Linked DNA regions of Mus musculus: region 2 is linked to region 1. The links are chromatin loops, found by intact Hi-C in ENCODE. Cell type or tissue: heart. All regions are shown on one strand. Links, peaks and the distances in the headings refer to the core of each region. The heading gives the core; the rest is flanking DNA.

Region 1 (5,371 bases), core at 102-5,101:
AAATGAGTTTTCTGTTTTGAATAAATTTTATACTCTTAACCACCACCAAAACACAAGATCTGTGGCAGAGTTCGAACTAGGAAAACAAACCATTAGCTTCATATCCTCTTATAAAATGTGTGTTTATCACCTCTTAGAAATCCTTATTGTCATGACTTTTAGGTGTGTGTACATTTGTATGCGGGTTTTCCAGACGTAAACAGGAACCCGGGAACTGCTGGGCACGGGCGCTAGAACTGAACTCAGTACTCGGAGGCTTTAATTATGTGTAGGAGGGTTTCACCCAGGTGTACACGTGTTCACCACCTGCATGCCGGGCACTGAGGAGGTCAGAACACTAGATTCCCTAGAACTGGATCTCAGATGGTTGTGAGCTGCTGTGTGGGTGCTGGGAATCAAACCTCAGCCTCTGTAAGAACAAGTGCTCTTAACCACTGAGCCTTCTTCCCAGCCCCTCTCTCTCTTCAAAACAAAACAAAGCAACCTTTTTATTCTTGGAGACGTTTTCATCATATTCACCCCTCCTCCACCTCTTCCCAGGCCTATCCCCTAACTTTGTGTCCTTTTTAAAACAAAGCATCTTCAGGAGCTGCCCCTGATATTGGGTGTGGCCTTTCCCTGGGGCTGACTGACTTACCAGGGCCTGCAGGCTTACACAAAACTCTTCTTCTCCCAGCAGCTAAGGGCTGCCAACAGCTCCATGGCCTAGTGGGGGAATTTGGTGTCTAACTTCCATCTCCATGCAGGATTTGGCTGCTGAGCTTGTGCAGGTCCAGTGCGTGCTGTCAAAGCACTGTGAGTTCACATGTGCAGTTGCTCTGCTGTGTCCAGAAGACGCTTGTATAGTGGTCCGTCATCTCCGGCTTCCACTTCTCACATTCCTTCTTAGTAATGATCCATGCACCTTGGGAGGGTTAGGTGTGGTTCAGGTGTTCCACTTAGGGCTGAGCATTCTGAAATCTCTTACTCTTTGCATATAGAATAGAAGGTTGAGAGCAGCAAGATCTGTGGGCGCAAACATAAGTAGGTATTATTTTTCCACTTAGACTGTACTCCCTCCCTCTCCCTCTCCCAACGGAAGAGAAGAACAATCATCAGTGGAAGAGGAGGTGCAGCAGAGAGCCGGACCCAGCAGGAGAGCAGCACCTAGAGCCGCTTCAATGCTCCTGACGCCCCAGTCCTCTAGCCTGGCCACAAGTGCCCTTACCCACTGGGCCATCTCACTGCCCCCTCTCCCCCAAGGCCTGGTCTTTTCCTGACTGAAGCTAAGACTGCTCTTCACATCGTCAGGGGAAGAATATAATTGAAAACTACCCAACCAAGAAAACAAAACCCAAGAAAGTGCACATGGCACAGATGGGCTCACAAAGCTGCAAATACTTGTTGAAGTCCTTTTCAGAAAGAAAGACTGCTGGCTATTGATCCTGAACAGTGATTCTCTGAAGTGGTGCTTCGAGATCTAGAAATGTTTCTTGTGAATGGAGTTTTTTTTCTTTTTAAAGATTTATTTATTTATTGTATGTATGTATGTAAGTACACTGTAGCTGTCTTCACACACTCTAGAAGAGAGCGCCAGATCTCATTTACAGATGGTTGTGAACCACCATGTGGTTGCTGGGATTTGAACTCAGGACCTTCGGAAGAGCAGTCAGTGCTCTTAACCGCTGAGCCATCTCTCCAGCTCCGTGAATGGAGTTTTTATGTTATCGCATACTTCTAAGATACTCATTGTGGTTTGAAAGGGATTATATGTAATTGTTAGAAAATTTGTAGAGTAAAAGGTAAATCATATTTTTATATTTTCCATCACATACCATGACTAAAAGGCAAGTTGGGGAGAGAGGGTTTATTTGGCTTATACTTTGATATTGGTGTTCATTATTGAAGGGAGTAAGAACAAGAACTCAGATGGGCAGGAGCTTGGAGGCAGGAGCTGATGCAGACACCATGGAGGGGTGCTGCTTACTGGCTTGCTCCTCATGGCTTGCCCAGCCTGCTTTATAGAACCCAGGACCACCAGCCTAGTAGTGGGACGGCACCACTCACCAATCACTGATGAAAGGAAACTCCCTATAACCAGAATTTTTTTTTTTCCTCTTTTGGTTTTTCGAGACAGGGTTTCACAGTGTAGCCCTGGCTGTCCTGGAACTCATTCTGTAGACCAGGCTGGCCTTGAACTCAGAGATCCGCCTGCCTTTGCCTCCCAAGTGCTGGGATTGAAGGTGTGTACCACCACTGCCTGGCTAGCCAGATCTTATGCAGGCATTTTTCCCCAACTGAGGCTCCTTCTTCTCCTCTGACTCTAGCTTGTGTTAAATTGGCACACAAAACTAGCCACTTCACCATCCATTTGTACAAAATGAAGTAATACAAATCCTTGCATATACATGTGTAGAAAGTTCTGGAAGGATGGACACACATATGGGTGAAATTCTTTTCTTGGTGCTATGGGTATAATAGTGTCCCCTGCCTGCTAGGCAAGTGCCATACCCCTGAACCATATCCCTAGCCCAATGGCATCTCTACAGAGGGGACTCCAGAACTCACTGAGAAAGGCACCGTTTGCTATATTTTCTTCAGTCCACTGTGAGTTTTTTTCTGACTAGGAGCGCACATTATTTTTATACGTGGAACTTAAGGAAAATGTCCTCTCTTCAGCTTGGAGTGGGTCAGACGTGTTGGTGAGTGTAACCTTATAAGTTAGATTTCTGTGTTTACATTCATCACTGTGTATCTTTATGCCCATGCCCTCTGAAACACGGTGCTTATGATAAAGGACATTGCATTTCCTGCCGTGTCACCTGTGAATAACGAAGCCAAAACCAACCCACGCTATACTTGAGCTGTGGACCTTACCATGCTTGAACAGGTAACGGGAGTTGAAGCCTTGCCCCTGGGGTGGACTGCTGTTTCCTGCTCTCCTAGAGCGTCGGGCATAGCCTTGTGCCTCCGGGAAATAGAAGGCATCCCGGTGCTGCCAGCCGAGGTCTGAGCCACCAACACTCCTTGGTCCAGAAATGGCTAAAGCGTTTCATCTCATCCAGAATAAGGTCTCTGCTTATAGGAGCTGCTCACTCGTCGCCACCTACTGGCCAGCTGTGTACTTGCATTTGTAGAGCACTCGCCTATCACGTGACAGCGGAGGTTGCTTTCCAGGTGTTCCCAGGGCAGGCTCTGGCTCACCGGCTGGATAGGAGCCCTGACCTCGGTCGGTTGAGTCGTCAGAAACAAAAGCCAACTTTGGAACCCAAGACTGGCTGTGTCCACTGAGTGAAAGGCAATGCTGAGGGTGTGTGTGCTTGTGTGCGCGAGCTCGCGCGCGCTTGAGATGAGGGGCACGAGGAAGTCCATAACAGCATGTTGGCAGGGCAGAGCCTGTGTGTGGTTTATAGTAGAACTATCCACAGACTTGGTGATGGGAGGAGTATGTATCTGAAGGACTCGTAGAGCCAAGGCAGATACAATCCAGGAACACTAGGGACACCAGATTATTTTCTTTCTGGGCTTTCTCTTCCCGCCCTTCTCCTAAGTCCCTGTTATTATTATTTTAAAGATTTACTTGATTGTGTGTGATGAGTGTTTTGCCTGAGTGTTGTAAATGTCCGTGTATGTAATGCTCTTGGAGGCCAGAAGGGGGCGTCAGATCCTCTGGGACTGGAACTACACAGTTGTGAATCACCATGCAGGCCCTGAGAACTGAACCTAGGTCTTCTGCAAGAGTAGGAGACTCTCCTAGCAGCTGAGCCTTCCTACCTTCCTGTTCTTGCCAAGATCCATGCGCACGTACATTGAAAGATTAAGAATACCTGAAGCTTAAGTATGAGTGTAGCCACATCTCAGGATGCAGTAAAAGCCAGGCATCGTCCTGTAAGTGCCTGTAACCCCCCCGCACCGAGGGGCAGAGACGGGGATTTCAGACTTGCTGGTTGATTGTCTTGAAAAACAAAAGCTCAGGGTCCAGAGAGAGACCCTGCCTCAGAGGAACAGGGTTATTAGAAGCCCTGCTCAAGTTCCTATGCACATACATCACAAATAAAATTTTAAAATGTTAAAAAAAAAAAACCAAACACGTTTTTAAGTAGTGAGGGGAAGCAAGGAAAAAAAAATCAGTGACATTAAATTAGGAAAGTTGTGCACAAAATGAGGCAGGAGGAGCTTGTGCGTCGGGGCTGGTGCTCTCAGAGCAGATTAGCCTGCTTGGTAGTGACAGAGCAAGTCTCCATGGACATCAATCCAGTCGCTAAATATGTAGGGGAAGTCCCCTTACACCATCTTTCTGAACTGGCCTAGCTAATGAAATGAAATAAAACAACCAGGAAGGAGGAGTCGGGATGTTGATAGGTTGAGTTCTCGCTGCTGTTTGCTTGTTTTTAAGACAGGGTCTCACTATGTAGTTCCAGCTGGCCTCAAATGTACTGTGAGAGCAGTGGTCTTGAACTCACAGAGATCACCGTCCTTTGCCTCCCAAGGGCTGGAATCAAAGGCAACACCAACCAGGCAAGATGTTTATAGTTTTAAACCACTAAGTTTTGGGGTTGTTCAGTATTTACAAAAAAAAAGAAAGAAAAAGCGAGGCTGTGCATCTAGTTTCCACACTCCAGGACACAGTGGAAGGCAGGAGTTTTACAGAAGTGATTAATGTGATTTTAAAAGTCCTTATGTAGTGGGTGAGGGTGGGCTTCTGTGAAGAAGGCCGTGCCAGAGCAATACAATGAAACAGAAGCATCTCCCAGGCCCTTTGTTTCCACTGTGGGGCTTTAGTATGTGCACAAGGAGCCTTTAGTGTATGCACAAGGAGCCTTTAGTGTATGCACAAGGAGCCTTTAGTGTACACACAAGGAACCTTTAATGTATGCACAAGGAGCCTTTAGTGTACACACAAGAAACCTTTAGGGTATGCACAAGGAGCCTTTAGTGTATACACAGGAGCCTTTAGAGTATGCACAAGGAGCCTTTAGTGTATGCACAAGGAGCCTTTAGTGTATACACAAGGAACCTTTAGTGTATGCACAAGAAGCCTTCCTTTAGTGTACACACAAGAAATCTTTAGAGTATGCACAAGGAGCCTTCCTTTAGTGTATGCACAAGGAACCTTTAGTGTATACACAAGGAGCCTTTAGTGTACACACAAGAAACCTTTAGTGTATGCACAAGGAGCCTTTAGTGTATGCACAAGGAGCCTTTAGTGTATGCACAAGGAGCCTTTAGTGTATACACAAGGAGCCTTTAGTGTATACACAAGGAACCTTTAGTGTATGCACAAGGAACCTTTAGTGTATACACAAGGAACCTTTAGTGTATGCACAAGGAACCTTTAGTGTATACACAAGGAACCTTTAGTGTATGCACAAGGAGTCTTTAGTGTATGCAC
Region 2 (5,371 bases), core at 263-5,262, 270 kb before region 1:
GCCCAAGACTAACTTGTCTGTATTATTTTCACACATTATGTCATTGTGGTCAAGGTATTTGCAGATTCTTTATGGAAACCAAAAAAATCTCTTTCTGACCTGGAACATAAGAGATTGGATGTTCTCTACGAGAGTCAGCCTTATCACAGAATTCTTGGAACTTATTTCCTTTCTACTGACTCTTGTAAAGTCTGAAAGCAGTATGAAAGCCCATTGCAGCCAGGCACGGAGGTGCATTCCTATAATCTCAACAGTTCGGAAGTGGGCTCAAGAGGGTAGCAAGGTAAAAAACTGGGAAAATTATTCAGCTACAGGAAGCAGCCTTTCACTCCTGAGTCTGGTTGAAGTCTCTTGCTTGCTGAGAATATCAAGATGAGGAACAACTGCTTCAGGCCTTTCTCTCTTCCTATTGGTAAACCTGTAATTTTTTAGGAATCTTACTAGAAAGCCCCTCTGGGGTAAGAGATGTTCTAAGTGTCTTGTGTAACTCTAATTGATCCTGGCTTTATCTTATCATATTGTAATTCCAGCCAAGGTACCTCCAGAGCCAGTCTCTCACTATTGGAAAGGAGGTCCAAAATAAAATTTCTTAGTAATCCTTTGAGATGTCACTTGAAGCCACCAAAATAGTACATATGGCTAGAGCTAAGTCCCTAAAGTAAGACTGTGAGAAGTCCACACTCATACTCTAGGGTCTCCTGGGCACCTTTTTAAAACACTCCGATCTGCTTCTTACTGGTTCATCCGCAAGCTCGTCTCTGCAATACAGGTGAGGATTCAGTTTCATGTGGGTTGTGGTCCCTAAAGGTTTGCGAGAACTCACAGCTGCTGTGTCTGGCTCTGCTGCCAATGGCAGGACTGTTCAAAATTCAAAGTCATATTTGGCTACACAGCAAGCTTGAGCCCAGCCTGTGCTGTATGAGATCCTGTCTTAAACAATAATTTAATTGTAGCATTTTCCAGTTTTCAGTGGTGTGAATTCTGCTAAACACCCTATTGTCCTCTTGGTGGCTTACAGCTTTTAAGTCGTTTATTGACTTTCAGTTGCAGCCAACATTTAATGAAGACTCACCCTTTTCTACCTTCTGTATTTGGAGCTTCGGGCATACTATCAAAAACAGTTCTGAGGATAGACAGGTGTGGATCAAGGAAGTACTGAAGGATTTCTTAAAAATGCAAAATTATCAACAGAGGTACGATGGCCAATGTTGATTTGGGATGAGAAAATAATCTGTTTCCAATAAAAAAGACCCCCCCGCCCCCGCGCGAGCGCCTGGTATTTAGTAGACAATACTGATTTGTAACCTTCCCCATCTACAAAATCCAACGCCCAGTGGCCTCTCCAAGTCTAGGAGGGCTCCTTAGTTTCACCATAAATTCTCTTGTTGTGGAGGGAAGGGTAGGTGTGAGCCCTGCCCATCCTTATGTGAGAAAACCTTAGCAAAGTCGCTCAACGATAGAGAATCTTAAAAATATACAGGTACTCAGAGAGGGTCGCTACTGCCATACTTCCACTAAAAAACCCTTGCCTGTAAACGGATCGCACAAGGGAGTTGAGGTGACGGGCAAAGTAACCGGCAAGAAAGATGAGACTCCAGAAGAGAGGTGAACCAGAACAAGGTGTATCGATCTAGTGGCGAAACACGCCTCGGGGCGCTTTGGTAAACTGAGGCAGGAGGTTGAGGGAATCAGTTGGATCCTAGCCCTGCTATTTAAAGCTCTGCTCTGTCCTCGCGGTGCTCCGCGTTCCCGCCAGTGCAACAAGGCGCCCGAGGTAAGGCGACTGGGGCTGTAAGGTGAAATGCGAGCCGAGGCAGGGGTGGTGGAGGAGGTGGTGTCCGACCAGAGCGATCGCGGGAGGTGACTGGGAAAACTTCCAAACTTTTAGGTTCAGGATCGGAAACGGAGCGCTCGGCCAATGGCTGCGCGATGCGCCGTCCCGCGGTGACTCGCGCGGCACCCGTAGAGTGGCGGCTGGAGAGGACGCCATGCTCCAGCGCCTCCACGCGAACCCCACGGCCACGTAGCTTGGCCTGGCTTCCTGCATCCCTCCCCACGCTTAAAGCGCCTCGGAGAAAGAAAAAGCCTTGTTTTTAAACAGAGGCGCCCGCACGCGCCGCGGGCGAACGAAGCAACATGGCCGACAGCGCGGAGGAAAAGCCGGAAGTTGGCTTGGTGGGCGGGACCCGGGGCGGTCCTCGCGTGACAGGGGCGTGGCCTGCCGTCCTGCGCTGAGTTTGCTGTCAAGTGTCTAAGGCGCTCTCTCCGGCGCCGGCAGGGGTGCTCTCCGCCTTCTTCTAGGGGCTGGACCGGACCGGCTCCGCCCCAGCCAGGTATCGCCGGTTCCCAGGTGCCCGTCGGACCTCCCGCATTCCAGTGCCGCAGGCCTGTGCAGCGGGCCAGCAGCGATGGAGGACGCCCCCGAGCGCACTCCCTCTTCCTCGGAGTCCACACAGCCTCCGGGCTTGGCCAGGGAGCCCGAGGTGGTATCTCCCGGGGATTCGGAGGGCTGCGCCCGGCCTCTAGACACGGTCCCTAAGAAACTCTGTGGGTATTTAAGTAAGTTTGGCGGCAAAGGACCCATCAAGGGCTGGAAATGCCGCTGGTTCTTCTACGATGAGAGGAAGTGCCACCTGTATTATTCGCGCACCGCGCAGGATGCAAACCCCTTGGACAGCATCGATCTCTCCAGTGCGGTCTTTGACTGTAAGGCGGACGCTGAGGAGGAGGGCACTTTTGAAATCAAGACTCCCAGCCGGGTTATTACCCTCAAGGTAAGTGGAACTCCGCACTTTACAGCTCGAGCTAGTTTTCAGGGCCAATGCATGGCCACCGCAAATTAACCCGGACGGTGATCACCATCCAGTCAGTGCCCCAGAGCCTGGAGCTGTCCCACTTAGCTTTCACACCATTTCCTTATTGCCTTCCCACAGGCAAGGGTGAGGGACTCCTTTTATGCATTAAGAAACTGATTCATAGACAAAAGGGAATGGCCCAGCCCAGGCATTTACAATGCTGTGGCTCACTTTTTGGAATCTTCCAGTGCTGTTATCAAACCTGGTATTGAAGCAGTCAGGGTACTGTGGTTGCACTCGCTGAGGCCAGGATCTGATTCATATCTTGGTGTTTTGGCCAACGGGAGGGAATGCAGACATGGGTAGGGATTAGGAAGGAAAATATGTAAGTTCACTGATGGGCCTAGATTGTTCATCCAGGCATGCCTGAACTAGTGAGTTCTTAGTAAATGCCTTTTGAATAAACACGTATGCACACACGGAGTGATGGAGCCACAGGTCAGAACCTATCTATCATGTTAAGGGGAAGTGTCCTGTTACCTGTCTGGGAAGATGGATGTGGGCTTAGGTTAGTTCTCTAGGCAGAGGAGTGCAAGGATGAAGGTCTTTCTTTCCACTGCCTGGTCTCTGTCTCCCTATGTCCTCAACCTGCAGCTGTTCAGATACTAGGATGCCGGGAGGTGTAGTTCTCCTTTCCTGGCAGTGTGGCCAGTTGGCTAGGCTGGAATCCAATTTTTAAACAAGAAAGGACATTTTAGAGGTCATGTGGGCTTAGGTCTTGTGTTCCTTCCACAAGACAAGTGCTGTTGGTCAGGGTCCCTCAGCACATGATTTATTTATTTATTTTTATTTTTTTGGTTAGTCCATACATATGCCTGGCTCTGTGCTAGGCTTTGGGGTGTGGATCAAGTCAGACTTGCTCAACTCTGCACCGCATTCTCAAACAGCTCGAGGTGTGATGGGGAAACTGGCAGGCATGGGTAAGTGCCTCATGGAGACTCTGCGAAGAGTTTGGACAGTAACAGTGTGGTGACAGAGGGATCGGCTCCTCCAAATGAGGAGGGGAGCTTTTCAGAAAGACATCGTCACTTTAAACAAGTGGTGATGGGAGAGAGACGATGATGCTGAGAGAGCATAGGCAGACAGGTGGGAAACATAGTGTAAGTACGAGTCACAGGCAAGCAACAGGAGCCTGGCATACATAGGTGCCCAAAGGATGGAGGTGAAGGGGGTGACACTGGGGAGTGAGGCCAGGGCCTTGGACTTTGTTTCTAGGCTGTAGAAGCTGTCTGAGAGCCTTAAGCTAAGAGAGTACAATGAGATTAGAGTGCTCAGAGAGCTCAGCCTGGCTGTTGGGCAGAGAGCAAATTGGGATAAGGAGAAGCTGGTAAGCAGAGAGCCCAGGAGGGGATGGTGGCTGAGCAGGAGCTGTGGCCCTGGAGAAAATGCAGATGACAGAGATGTTAGGCCTGTGGATGCAGGGTATAGGAATTGGCAGGTGGCCTGGTTGCAATAGCGCAGACAGAAGAGGCCTCACGGTGAAGAAAACATCCAGACCCGTGCCATCTGAAGTAAACTCTGGTTAGATCTAAGGGCTGCCTCTCGAGTGCTGGCCTGCCCGTCACAGGGTCGGTCTCCGTCGAACATGTCGAATGAGTTCAGGAGTAAAACGAGGTGCTTGTGTCTGTCTGGGGTCTATCGGGTTGTGGTGACGCCTAAGAGAAATGGAAGTGTCGGAGGAACAGAGTGCGGACAGAAAAGACTGGTAGATATTAGTCTGTCTCATTGATATCTGAGTAGCAGGCCAAGGGACTCCATAGAACTTGAGAGTTCTAGTTGAGTTTGTTTCCTTGAGAAACACCATGGCCAAAAGCAATCTGGGGAAGGCAAGGCTTCCTTACACACCATAGTCCTTCCCTGGGGGGCAGGAACTCAAGCAGGAGCCTGGGGGCAGAGCCCATAGTGGCACCCTGCTTACTGGCTTGCTTTCTCTGGCTTGCTCAGCCTCCTCTGTGTAAGCCGAGAGTACAGTGGTTCTCAGTCTGTTGGTTGCAACCTCTTTGGGGGTTGCCTATCAGACATTTACATTACGATTCATAACAATAGCAAAATTACAGTTACGAAGTAGCTATTAAAATAATTTTAGGGCTGGTGAGATGGCTCAGTGGGTAGGAGCACCCGACTGCTCTTCCAAAGGTCCGGAGTTCAAATCCCAGCAACCACATGGTGGCTCACAACCATCTGTAATGAGATCTGATGCCCTCTACTGGAGTGTCTGAAGACAGCTACAGTGAACTTACATATAATAAATAAATAAATCTTTAAAAAAAAAATAAAAATAATTTTATGGTCAAAGGTCCTCACAGCATAAGAAACTGTGTTAAAGAGTCGCAGCATGAGGAAGGTTGAGAACCACTGACCTAGACATGCCTGCCTGGGTATGGCGCCGCCAACAGTGGGCTGAGCTCTCCTCCATGGATCAGTAACTAAGAAAATGCCTCACAGACATGGCTACAGGGCAATATGATCTAGACCATCCTTTGATTAAGTCACAGTTTCCCAGGTGAGTCTTAGTT

What was found. Peaks named below come from ENCODE experiments on the same cell type or tissue, not always from the same donor. Only the 100,000 strongest peaks of a DNase experiment are listed, where the experiment ranks them.
Region 2: a loop joins it to region 1, with 2.6 times the contacts of the local background. A loop is called at or near these places in 4 of 42 quality-filtered maps.

The regions. Positions count from the first base shown.
Region 1 is chr4:46,372,924-46,378,294 of GRCm38, reverse strand. It overlaps a transcript of Trmo not described here. Among named protein-coding and RNA genes, the nearest start is that of Trmo, 14 kb to the left of the region's middle. In heart, for the core only: CTCF peaks have their summits at 3,089 (motif pointing left) and 3,637 (motif pointing right); a DNase peak (open chromatin) is centred at 3,114; H3K4me3 peaks cover 715 bases; H3K27ac peaks cover 428 bases.
Region 2 is chr4:46,647,072-46,652,442 of GRCm38, reverse strand. Tbc1d2 (TBC1 domain family, member 2) reads left to right here and starts at 2,244. Exons shown (of 13, transcript NM_198664.3): 1 at 2,244-2,774. The coding sequence starts at 2,409. In heart, for the core only: a CTCF peak has its summit at 2,267; DNase peaks (open chromatin) are centred at 1,902 and 2,282; H3K4me3 peaks cover 1,944 bases; H3K27ac peaks cover 1,019 bases; H3K27me3 peaks cover 3,416 bases.